Regions from separate parts of the Homo sapiens genome. Here region 1 is linked to region 2. Evidence: chromatin contacts called from ENCODE Hi-C or POLR2A ChIA-PET data. All regions are on one chromosome and are shown on one strand. Each heading gives the region's core, a stretch centred on a gene start or an enhancer-like site at or near the end of the contact. The rest is flanking DNA. Distances are from core to core; before and after follow the strand shown.

Evidence for each region. A loop is a pair of places that touch in the nucleus more often than their neighbours do. ChIA-PET counts read pairs that join two places held with the same protein, here RNA polymerase II (POLR2A). Pooled maps may share reads with other maps.
Region 1: a map of B cell shows a loop between it and region 2 (4-fold over the local background). The contact joins two enhancer-like sites. A Hi-C loop is called at or near these places in 2 of 168 maps with a recorded cell type or tissue (B cell and OCI-LY7), 25 of 37 single-sample maps with no recorded cell type and 6 of 50 pooled maps. POLR2A ChIA-PET finds 5 or more read pairs at or near these places in 1 of 52 experiments (GM12878).

What each region holds. Positions count from the first base shown.
Region 1 is chr3:16,429,953-16,435,611 of GRCh38, reverse strand. It overlaps RFTN1 (raftlin, lipid raft linker 1), which reads left to right. Exons shown (of 10, transcript NM_015150.2): 3 at 1,575-1,761. Among named protein-coding and RNA genes, the nearest start is that of RFTN1, 81 kb to the left of the region's middle. RefSeq lists a silencer at 1,758-1,887. Within about 2 kb of position 4,276, at least 2 of the 41 ENCODE cell types and tissues checked have a DNase peak (open chromatin) inside an H3K27ac peak, as active enhancers do.
Region 2 is chr3:16,286,174-16,291,420 of GRCh38, reverse strand. It overlaps OXNAD1 (oxidoreductase NAD binding domain containing 1), which reads right to left. Exons shown (of 9, transcript NM_138381.5): 5 at 4,973-5,079. Among named protein-coding and RNA genes, the nearest start is that of OXNAD1, 24 kb to the right of the region's middle. RefSeq lists a silencer at 5,021-5,160. Within about 2 kb of position 2,505, at least 9 of the 41 ENCODE cell types and tissues checked have a DNase peak (open chromatin) inside an H3K27ac peak, as active enhancers do.

The DNA of each region.
Region 1 (5,659 bases), core at 3,027-5,526, 140 kb before region 2:
TTAAGAAAAGTATACTGTTTTGTTTTGTTTTTTTGCTTTTTGAGACGGAGTTTAGCTCTTGTTGCCCAGGCTGGAGTGCAGTGGCGCAATCTCGGCTCACTGCAACCTTCGCCTCCCAGGTTCAAGAGATTCTTCCGCCTCAGCCTCCCGAGTAGCTGGGATTACAGGCATGCACCACCACACCGGACTAATTTTTTATATTTTTAGCAGAGATGGGGTTTCATCATGTTGGCCAGGCTGGTCTCAAACTCCTGACCTCAAGTGATCCGCCTACCTTGGCCTCCCAAAGTGCGGGGATAACAGGCGTGAGCCACTGCCCCTGGCCGAAAAGTATACTGTTAATTGATAAAAATTGATTCTAAAAAGCTAGGTGTGTAATGTTATGCTGACATTTGTGTAGAAGAGGAGGGAAATATATAGACCTGTTCACTTTTGTATGAATTCTTTGATTGTTAATGCATATACACACAAAAAGATAATACTGATTTCCTCTAAGGAAATAAATGTAGGAGGTAGAGGATAGGGCTAGGATGTAGACTTTTCACTGAATACACATTTGTACCTTTTGACTTTTGAACGTTGTTTGCCCTTCTCAAAAATAAATAAATTAAAAATCCAAATTTTAAAATAATTCAATAGGTGAAAATATTCCTGGTTTTTATTTGTGTAATTCTAATGCTGAATTAAAGTGTGTTTTCAAATATTGGTTAGCCTTTTACACTTTTAAGGCAATTGCCTATTCATATATTTTTCCCGTTTAAAAATTATTTTGGGGTGGGGAGTGTTTTGCAAATTTAAGGAAATTAGCCCTTTGTCTTAAGGGTCACAGAAATTTTGTTCCAGTTTGTCTTTTGACTTTGTTTATGCTGCTTTTTGCCACCTAGTATTTTTATATTTGCTCAATGTATTTTTCTTCTTTTCCCTTCCCTTCTTCCTTTCTTTCTTTATTTCTGTGTGTTTTTTTTTAGAGGGTGGAAATGACTTTTTCATTGTGATCACTGATAAGACGACTCTAGATCTAAGACAGTCCATTATTATTTTATTTTATTTCATTTTTGAGACAGTGGCTTGCTCTGTTGCCCAGGCTAGAGTGCAGTGGCCCTATCATGGCTCACTGCAAACCTCCCCATTTCCAGCTCAAGCGATCTTCCCACCTCAGCCTCCTGAGTAGCCAGGACCACAAGCACTGGCTAATTTTGAGGGGGTTTTTTTGTTTTTGTTTGTTTGTTTGTTTGTTTGTTTGTTTGTTTAAGAGAGACCGAGTTTTACTATGTTGCCCAGGCTGGTCTCAAACTTCTCGGCTCAAGCGATCCATCTGCCTCGGCCTCTCAGAGTGCTGGGATTATAGGCCTGAGCCATCACGCCTGGCCGACATCCAATTATTAATGCCTTTGGGTGATTTGGAAAACGACAGGCTGCTTATAAAGTCTGTTTGAAGACAGTAAAAACTGGGACAAACTCATTTTAGCAGTGACCTAGAGGATCCTCCCCGAGGGCAAGGGAAGAGGGGTTTGGGCAGGGCTGAGTGGGCGTTGTGATGGGTCTTTGATGAGCCTCTCCTCTCTCCACTCCAGCGGAGCTCCCTGGGTCCTCAGCAGTGAGGCTGGCCTCCCTGCGTGACCTGCCCGCCCAGCTCCTGGAGCTGTACCAGCAGGGCTTCTCGCTGGCGGCCCTGCACCCCTTCGTGCAGCCCACCCATGAGCGGGAGAAGACGCCCCTGGAGCACATCTTTAGAGCCATCCTGATCAAGAAAACCGACAGGTAAGGCCTCCACGGGTGAATGGGTAGCATCCTGTTGCGGCTAAGTTATGCTCAATAGAGGAGGGGAAGTGAGAGGATGGGGTTGGGGGTTGAAATTTGCATGCTGTCCTCAGGGCCTCAGCCCTCAGACAGGTGAGGCAAACAGTTAGACAACCAGAGAGGTTTCTTTCCTAGCATCCTGCGATGAAAAACAAATGCATGTCCAACTGCAAGTAGAGAGTTCCATTTTACATTCTTTCCCTCTTTTAACTCACTGGATTAAACTCAGCTAGAAAAATGTCTCCTCAGAAGAAGCATATGCCCAGAATGATGTGGCTAGTAAAAGTGCAATACTTTTAAACTGAAAGGCATGACTGGAAAACAAATAATTTTGTTTAGAGGCTATAGACAAACTTAATGTCTTCCCGCAAAGTCTAGAAATACTTTAACATTTTGCGCCTACCATAAATTCTGTCAATCACTTGACAGTTAAAAAAATACAAAAAATAAACACCACCTAAATAAAATGCTATAATTGGTTTGGTCTTGATTTAGATTTTCAGGGCTTGGGGATGTTTTTCAGTTTGGCTTGCCCAGTTGAATGCTTATGCCTATATTTCAGTTGAGCCTAATTAAGAAAAGAGAAGTGGGGTTAGTCTTTCAAAAGGAACAATATTAATTTTTTTAAAAAAAAAAAACAGTGAGGATGGGATGGAGAGAGCAGTATGTTTTTCCTGCTTTCATAAAAATAAAAATTAAAATGAAGTCTGGGAAAGGAAATCAGATTTGTCTTTTGGCCAACTATCATAGAAGGAATGACAGCATGTGCCACATTTTAAAAAGGGAGTACAGAGCAGCTCCTCCTTGTTCTCTCCTTTTAAAGTCACTTTGCAGGTAGACAAAGCATTTGGCTGGTGTGCTCATAAGGGACAGCTGTGAGGCATGAGGTTGCGTGTCTAAGACTGACTCCTCTTTCCTTTCCTTTCCTTTATTTCTTCATGGTTGATCAAGCTCTGGGGCTCTTACTCTACATCAACACACATTACGTCAACACACATTAGAATTCAAAGTGAAAGGTGGTGCATGTTTTTGCTCGAACCCAGAATTCACACATGTTTTGGTAGGGCAAGACTTTTCTCAGTGTCTGCCTTTTATGTGTATTAGTTTGTCTTTCTCTCTCTCTCTCTTTTTTTTTTCTGTAGAAACAAGGTCTCGCTATGTTGCCTAGGCTGATCTTGAAATCCTGGCCTCAAGCGATCCTCCCACCTTGGCCTCCCAAACCACTGGGATTATGGGTGTGAGCCACTGAGCCTGGCTGCATATTGGTTTCTTTTCTTTTCTTTTTTATTTCCTTGAGATGGGGTCTCACTCTGTCACCCAGGCTGGAGCACAGTGGCATGATCTCAGCTCACTGCAACCTTTGCCTCTCAGGCTTAAGCCATCCTCCCACCTCAGCCTCCCAGGTAACTGGGACTACAGGTGCACGCCACCATGCCTGGCTAATTTTTTTATTTTGGGTAGAGACCGGGTTTCGCCATGTTGCCTAGACTGGTCTGGAACTTCTGGGCTCAAGAGAGTTTCCCACATAGGCCTCTCAAAGTGCTGGGATTAGAGGTGTGAGCCACCACGCCCAGTCCATTATTGGTTCCTTTAGGTTGATTGGCTGTTGATCATTATCTGGGTCAATCATGAGAAGATTGGGGGCCACAGTGGTTTTGAGTGACACTGACACATAGGATATGTATAATGACAGTAGCTTATATTTAGTGAGCACTCACTGTATGTGAGGCTTGATCATTATCATTTCATCTGTATCATATGGCTATGAAATAAGTGTCATCTTTGTTCCCATTTTAAAGGTGAGAAAACTGAGACACAAATGTTGAGTTGTCAAGGTCACACGGATGGCAGCAAGCAGAGTTCTGCCTTGCTCCCAGGAAGGCTGTCTCCCGTACCTGCATTCTTAATCCTGGCATGAAGCACGTGCTGAGTTCCTTTACCCACAATTCTTGTGGAGAACCACTTTAGGAAAAGAAAGTGGGGGAGGATATCTTTGATCTTCCATAAAGAAGTACTTTTATTACTCAACCTTTCCCCCATTTTACCCCTCAGTAGTCAGTAAGTAAATCAGAATTTCAGCAAGGAAACAAAACAGACAAATGAGTTGTATGGATTCTATAAGGCATCCACTGGGCTCCAGGGATTCTATTCTGCAGATTATCCGAGTGGCCTTAGTGTTTAAAGGAGACAAGTCCATTTGGGTCAGATCACTGGCACATCCTTCAGTGTGATCTGCCATAGGCGGTGACATGAGCTCAGGACTTGGCCTGAGCTTAACTCAAAAAGTGAAGGTGTATCTTTTTTTTTTTTTCTCCCTGCTGTGGAGCAACACTTCTCAAACTTTAATGTGCTTGTGAGTCTCCTGGGGATATGGTTAAAGAGCAGAGTCTGATATAGCAGGTCTCAGGGGAGGCCTGGGACTCTACATTTCTAACTTGTTTCCAGATGGGGCAGATGCTGATGGTCCGTGGCACGCACTTTGAGTAGCAAGTGTGTGGAGGACCTAATTCTTGCCTGGCTTCATGCCTGGCACTCAGCAACACTATTGGGGCTTGCCACTTTACTCCTAGGAGAGCTGTAAGCACCAGGCTAGGTAAGAAAGAACACAGAACTCGTGGCCAGGAGGCCTGCGTTCTAGGCTGCACTTGGCTACTAGTAAGCAGTGTCGTGCAAGGGGCACATCGATGGATCTTTCTCGGCCTCCGTATTCTAGCTGCTACAATGAGGGGCTGTTACTACATGATTTGCAAGGCTTGCACCAAACTCTAAGTTATCTGATGGGACAAGATGGGTGAGGAAGCCCGTCTTCAGAAATAAGAACCACCACTTTGGGGAATAGTGCATTATAAGCCAGCAGTGAAGCTGGGGGCTCAGTAGGGGTTGTTTACTTCCACTAACGTAGCATGAACAAATGAACTTACTTTCCAGAAGACAAAAATGAGCAAACTGTTGAGAGGAATGAGACTTTGTATGCAGGAGGGTTTTCAAGAAAGGGAAGTTGGCAGTCTCCTTGGGTTTGAGCTGACTTTCATCCAGAGTTCCTGAACTGCCTGCCTGATGAACTTAATGAACATTTCAACTCCTGGACAAGCAGATCCAGAGAAGGAAATTCCTTAGGTAACTTTGTGTTGAGTCTTTGGAACTGCCTTTTTTAAAAAAATGCAAAAGTTTGATAATTTATCATGTAAAATGAGGCAAAAATGATCAAGAGGATCATCCCCACTTCTAGCCCCAATGGTATTAGGTGGGAGGAGTGGTGGAGGTTGGAAGCAGTCATTGTAAAATATAATTTTAAAGTACAGGAATTTTCTCTCCTAGCAAATGCAATAACTGCATTTTTTTTGTATTATGGGGAAAAGACTCCAACGATCTTAAAAATAAGCAAACAAAAAAACATCAAGGCCAGGTGCAGTGGCTCACACCTATAATCCCAGCACTTTGGGAGACCAAGGCAGAAGATTCTCTTGAGCTCAGAAGTTCCAGACCAGCCTGGGCAAAGTAGAGAGACCTAGTAGCTACTAAAAATTTTAAAAATTAGCTGGGTGTAGTGGCGCACGCCTGTAGTCCCAGCTACCCGGGAGGCTGAGGTGGGAGGATTACTTGAGCCCACGAGCTGGAGGCTCCTGGGATGTGACTGTGTTATTGCACTTCAGCCTGGGTGACAGAATGAGATCCTGTCTCAAGAAACAACAACAACAAAAAAAAAACGGACTTTTTCTTTATCAATAGGGAGTTTAAGTAGTAAAAACAAAACAAAGGAAGACTTTTGTGATTAATTTTTAATTCAGACAGTTAAAGTGATACTTTTCACAAAGTCTGCCAAAGTTCTGACAGTTATAGATGCTGTTAAATGAAATGA
Region 2 (5,247 bases), core at 1,256-3,755:
TAGGGAATGAATAAGAATCATTACAGAGTTTCTTTCTGGGATAAAAATGTTCTAAATGTGATTGTGCTGATAGCTGCACAACTCTGTTAATATACTAAAACCTCTGAATTGTACACTTTAAATGTTTGAATTTTATATGAATATATCTCAACATAACAGTCTTTTTAAGTTTTAAAAAGTATGAAAAAAGGGTCAAGAAAAGCAACAAAAACTCTCCCACTAGTATTTGACAGACTTAATAGGCCGATATGGCCTCTGAGTTACACAAGTCTTAACGTTTCCTTCTTTTCTTCTAACCACATCCTGTAGTCTAGAACTCCTGGGTTTCAAGCTTTCAATAATTCTATGCCACAGAAACCCTTTTTTGGTGAGGATTCTAGGAAATGCAATAAACCTAGTCACATACCAAGAAAAATGTATTGGAACACAGAACCACAAAAAATTCTCATCCCCATATCTGGGAAACATAAACATCCAATCTAGGTGTTTCACAGCCATCACAAGAGCAAAAAGTATCATCCTTCCCCAGTTGCTTACCTACATACAGGCCTAAAAGAAAAGCAAAAGATGTTCTCTAATCTGATCTATGACCTTAAAAAAATATTCTCCTGCAGTCTATGGCCTTACATTTCCAGTCATTTATTATAAGTGTTTAAAAACCAGTTCTGGATTGGAAGTGCTCCAGAAAAGGTCTTTGGCCAACTTTAACCTATTTTCACTTGACTCTTTTCCATGAGTACTTTAACTTTCTTTTCATTTCTGACAAGATAAAAATTTAAAAGACTATCGTTAGCATTTGTTAACACAGTTGCTATATGCTATCACAGAGGAGGTATACAAAAATCTCCATTATTTCCATGTTTAAAAAATAAATACATTAATAAGCTACTTTTGCTGCTTCATCTCCTGAACTACAGTGCCCTCTGCTGCTCAATGCTGATGAAGGCCATTCTCTCAGTTGAATGAAAGGGAACCAACCCTCTTCTCTAGTAACTCTGGAAAGCTACCTTTGGAAAAAAAGGACTCCTTCATTAAAAAATACAGAAGAATTTAAGTTACATAAAAACTTCATCTGAATGGATTTAAGAAAATATGCACAATACATATTTCATAAAACATCTGTCCAAGAAAGAATTATACCTTAAACACACACCTTTAAAAATGTCCTTTGCAGGATGAGCACTCTTGGAGCCATGAGTTAAAGCCCTTACTATATACCCAATGAGTGAGTGTATGCAGAAGGAGCCTAGGTGCGCGGTGAAGCAGTGGATGTCCACATCCAACCATGACACACCAGGCAGCCAGGTCCTGTCCACAAAGGGAGCCCCAGTGCCAAGCACACAGCAGCTATACTATGAGATCCCAGAACTCTTTAGTCCTTGCCTACAGTTCTCAGAGCCCCTCACTCATTCACTTAATGCAAACATCTAAGAGAGCACCTGCCTACCATATACAGGCACTGTGGTACTTGCTGGAGGTACAAAGATGCACATATGTCTTAGTTGCTGCCCTCAATGAACCCACTCTAAGAGGAGGAAAATTAACAAATACATACAATTAAATGGGCAATGATAAAATCTGCTTAGCGTAGCGAGGCAAGGCAGAGGAAGGAGGAGTCAATTCTACCAGGAGTACAGGAATTAAGAAAGACTTCACAGAAGAGATGCCCTTTAAACAGTCTTAAAAGACACACAATGCTTACCAGATGAGTAATGGGGGAGGACACAGTTTGAAAAAGATGCCAAGGAATACAGTGCTATGTTATGTGCAGTCCTGTGAGAATCAGGGCTGCCACACATGCTTGTGTAGGTTGCAAGGATATTATCTATCTACAGTGTGGCAGCCCTGCTCAAGGGTAGGTATAAAGTCTTATTTCTCTAATCTTGCTCCTCCAGTGTTTCTTCTTGGTGTCCTCTTTCTCTCAGCAGGGCTCAAAGTTGCTTTCTAGCATCTAAACTTATGTTATCTTGTAGAAAGTCAGACACACTAGGACCAGGAATTCCCTCCACTCTGTGAAAATGCTTTGGCCTTACTTCCCCTCAGGAGGCAAGCTATACCCAGCCAAGTGTGGATTGAGTACTGACTGGGGCATCAGTGGTGACATGGTGGTGATAAGCCCCCACTCCTGCCTGGCCTGCCACTCTTCCAATCAACAGCTTCAGTGCAGGGAAACTGACCAAGGAGATAAGAATTGGAATCTGTCCCCTGGGCCTTATCAGCACATATGATCTAACTGAATGAAATACTTATTAGCAATAACAAAAGCTAAAATCAAACAAATGAAGTTAACAGTAGGCATTATGCTAAACACTTTAAATATCCCAAAACGTAGGAATACTACTGCTCCCTCTTTGAAGATATGAGAACTGAAGCCCAGACAAATAAGGAAACTGACCACATCACAGAGCTGGCTGGTAGAAAGCAAGCATGTGAGCTGAGCAGTCTCCAGGGCACTAGGCGACAATACACTGCTACCCACAGTAGCATAACCAATGCCAGAGGCAGGCAGTGAGCACCACAGCCAAATGTGAATCTAGAAACTCAGGGCAGCTGCACACTGTGTGAGGACCAGTGGTGGCATGCTCCAGACCCAAGAGTGAGTGCCAAGCTTTCCACCCCAAGGGAGGAGGAATTCTGGTCAAGGGCAGGCCTCACCAAGGAGCTAGCAAGTGGTAGGCCTACTAGTAAGATGAACCAAGAAGTTCAACCCTGCTCATGTGAGAGATGTTTTGAGGTGGTTCTGCCTTTGGCCTTTCTCTCGGGATTGGATTGCTACAGTTCTTGGAACTGGTTTATTGCTACAGGAACCAGCCCTCTCTGCAAGGCCCAGTAAGAATACAGTGTAGTGCAAAAAGAGCCCCTTGAGGCCTATATCTGATCTATGCTGAAGGTGTCTACATGGGGATCTGTGGCCAAAGCTCCAGCTAGTCACAGACAACATTCATTTATTTAGTTAGAGTTGTGCCTGGAACCTCATTCTCAGAGTTTGGTAGGTGTCAGAGGAAGCCACTGGTCAAAAATTCAGAGATGTGGAATCACGGCCCAATCTCTTACCCCAAAGATAAGCCCAACAGCAACCCTCTCCTTGATTTCTAGCAGCTCTCCAGTCTGATAATCCTACCTACACAAACTGCATGGCAGCCACATCCTCACTTCCTATCCCTAATCCTTGCCCTCTTCTCCAAAGTACCACATGGCTGTTACTACCAAGCTGATGGTCTGAGACAGCCTAGAGCACAAAGCCATTCAAGCAACAGCATGGAAGGGACAGACACCGCCAACCTCAGCAAAATGGCCATTCTGTGACCATAAGGTCAAATATCAAAAGGAACTCACAACCCCTAGAACCATAAATCAATGGTAAGGGTAAAATTTGTTGAAAGAGGAGGGCCCAGGGGCCTGGAATGAATGCTGATCAACACCTGGGAGGGAAAGCGTCACACACTACCAGCCAGTGATCCTTACCCGCCAAGTCCGACCTCCGAAGAAGTCTGACAGGCACATACGAAAACCAGGCCTAAATTCAGTGAAATGGCCAAATCCATTCATTGGGATGGTATACATGACACCAATCCCAAATCATTTCATCTTGAGAATCACAGTAGGACTCTATTTCTACAAATATCACTAGGGAATGAGGACATTTTCTTATCAGGTAACTGAGGTTAGCAAGTGCATTACACTTGCAGGCACACCACGGTGGCAGCACAATAACCAATGCACAGGCTTTTCCTAACCAGGAGGCTGGGTCTGAGTCTTGGCAGGATTCAGAGTTGAAGGCACGGAGACAGTGCTTTGCACAGGACACAAACATTTCCACAGAAAGGAAATATGGAAAACAGATCATTACAATTAAAGTTTCCACTTTTCAATATAATGACTGCTAAACCATTTTTGAAGGGTAAATATGTTGCCCGCCCCCTAAAACAGGCAAAATGCATTTAATGTGTATCATCGAACATGTGCAAAGATTGCAGTAAATTGCTTCACAAACCCAAATTATTGCAATCAGCATCTTGTTTTCTAGTTCTAAATTCAAAGGCAAACTATTAACACACAAGACTGCTAACTCTTGCTATTATCACACTTGCTATTATCACACATCCTCCTTCTAACAAAACCACATTTCCAGATGGACTGCCAAAATTAGTCAAGTGACTCCTAAGAAACACTATCAAGACTGACATGCCAGAAATCCATTTAGAAATGAATGCTTTATTAAAATAAAGGACACACACACCCAAACACACCTTTCCTAGGGAAATTCAAGTTGCTTTCCTTACAATTGAACTTGAATTGAAGCTCAGGGAGGCCCCATTCGGAGGAAATGTTACCCAGTCAGCATGCTGATCAGTCCCGAGTCAAATGGGACAGACTTATGATTTGTGTGGGGGTTCTGGGGAGCTGGGCCTGACTGGGGAATCCTGATAACAAATTAGGCAAAGTATTTAAATTCAACCCAAATAAGGTACATATGATAGACAAATTCAGTCAAGAGGGTAGTGAGCCCTGTGATGACATCACTAGTTCCTCTTCTCTTCAGGATACTTTGTTTACTCTGCATTGGACACGAAGAAGACTACTTTTAAAAAACCTATGAATCTCCTGCAACACGTAACTCAAGGAGATTAGATTACTGAAGTGCATTCTGTTAGCAACCATTCCTGAAGAGTCTAATTATCAGAGCTGTCAGTTCCATGGGCCAGAACTAGCTTTGTTTGAATGTGGAAAACACAAGACAGCAATTTTCATATACGACTGAGGGAGCCACGGGCTCAAAACCCAAGTGGGCTCTGAGGCCAGAAAAGGAATCAGATCCTCTGTGCCAACAAAGGCTCACCCTGAGCAGATATGATTTAGAATTCCTCTTCCTCAAGGGAATGGCTAGCCTTTTCCAGGAGAAAAAATAATACCTTCTATCTGATGGCACCTTCTTGAACATACATACATGGAACACAGAAAAGTCACTTACCACTGGCCAGCTTTAAAGGAAAAGTCTTGATCAGCAACAAGCAAGCGGAGGCTCTTCACTGACGGTGACTCACTGGCAGCTCCACACACCTTAGCTGCTGACACAATCTAAAACCAAAAGATGAACTGTGGCTGAGGTTAGTGCGTACACAGCACAAGGGACAAATGGTGGCATCCTGAGAACTAAGGTTTTTGAAACCTACAAAGATGTGGTTTTTGAAAATTGCCAAACAAGGTAAAACACACTTTGCTTTAGTTCAGCCTACCACCATGTGA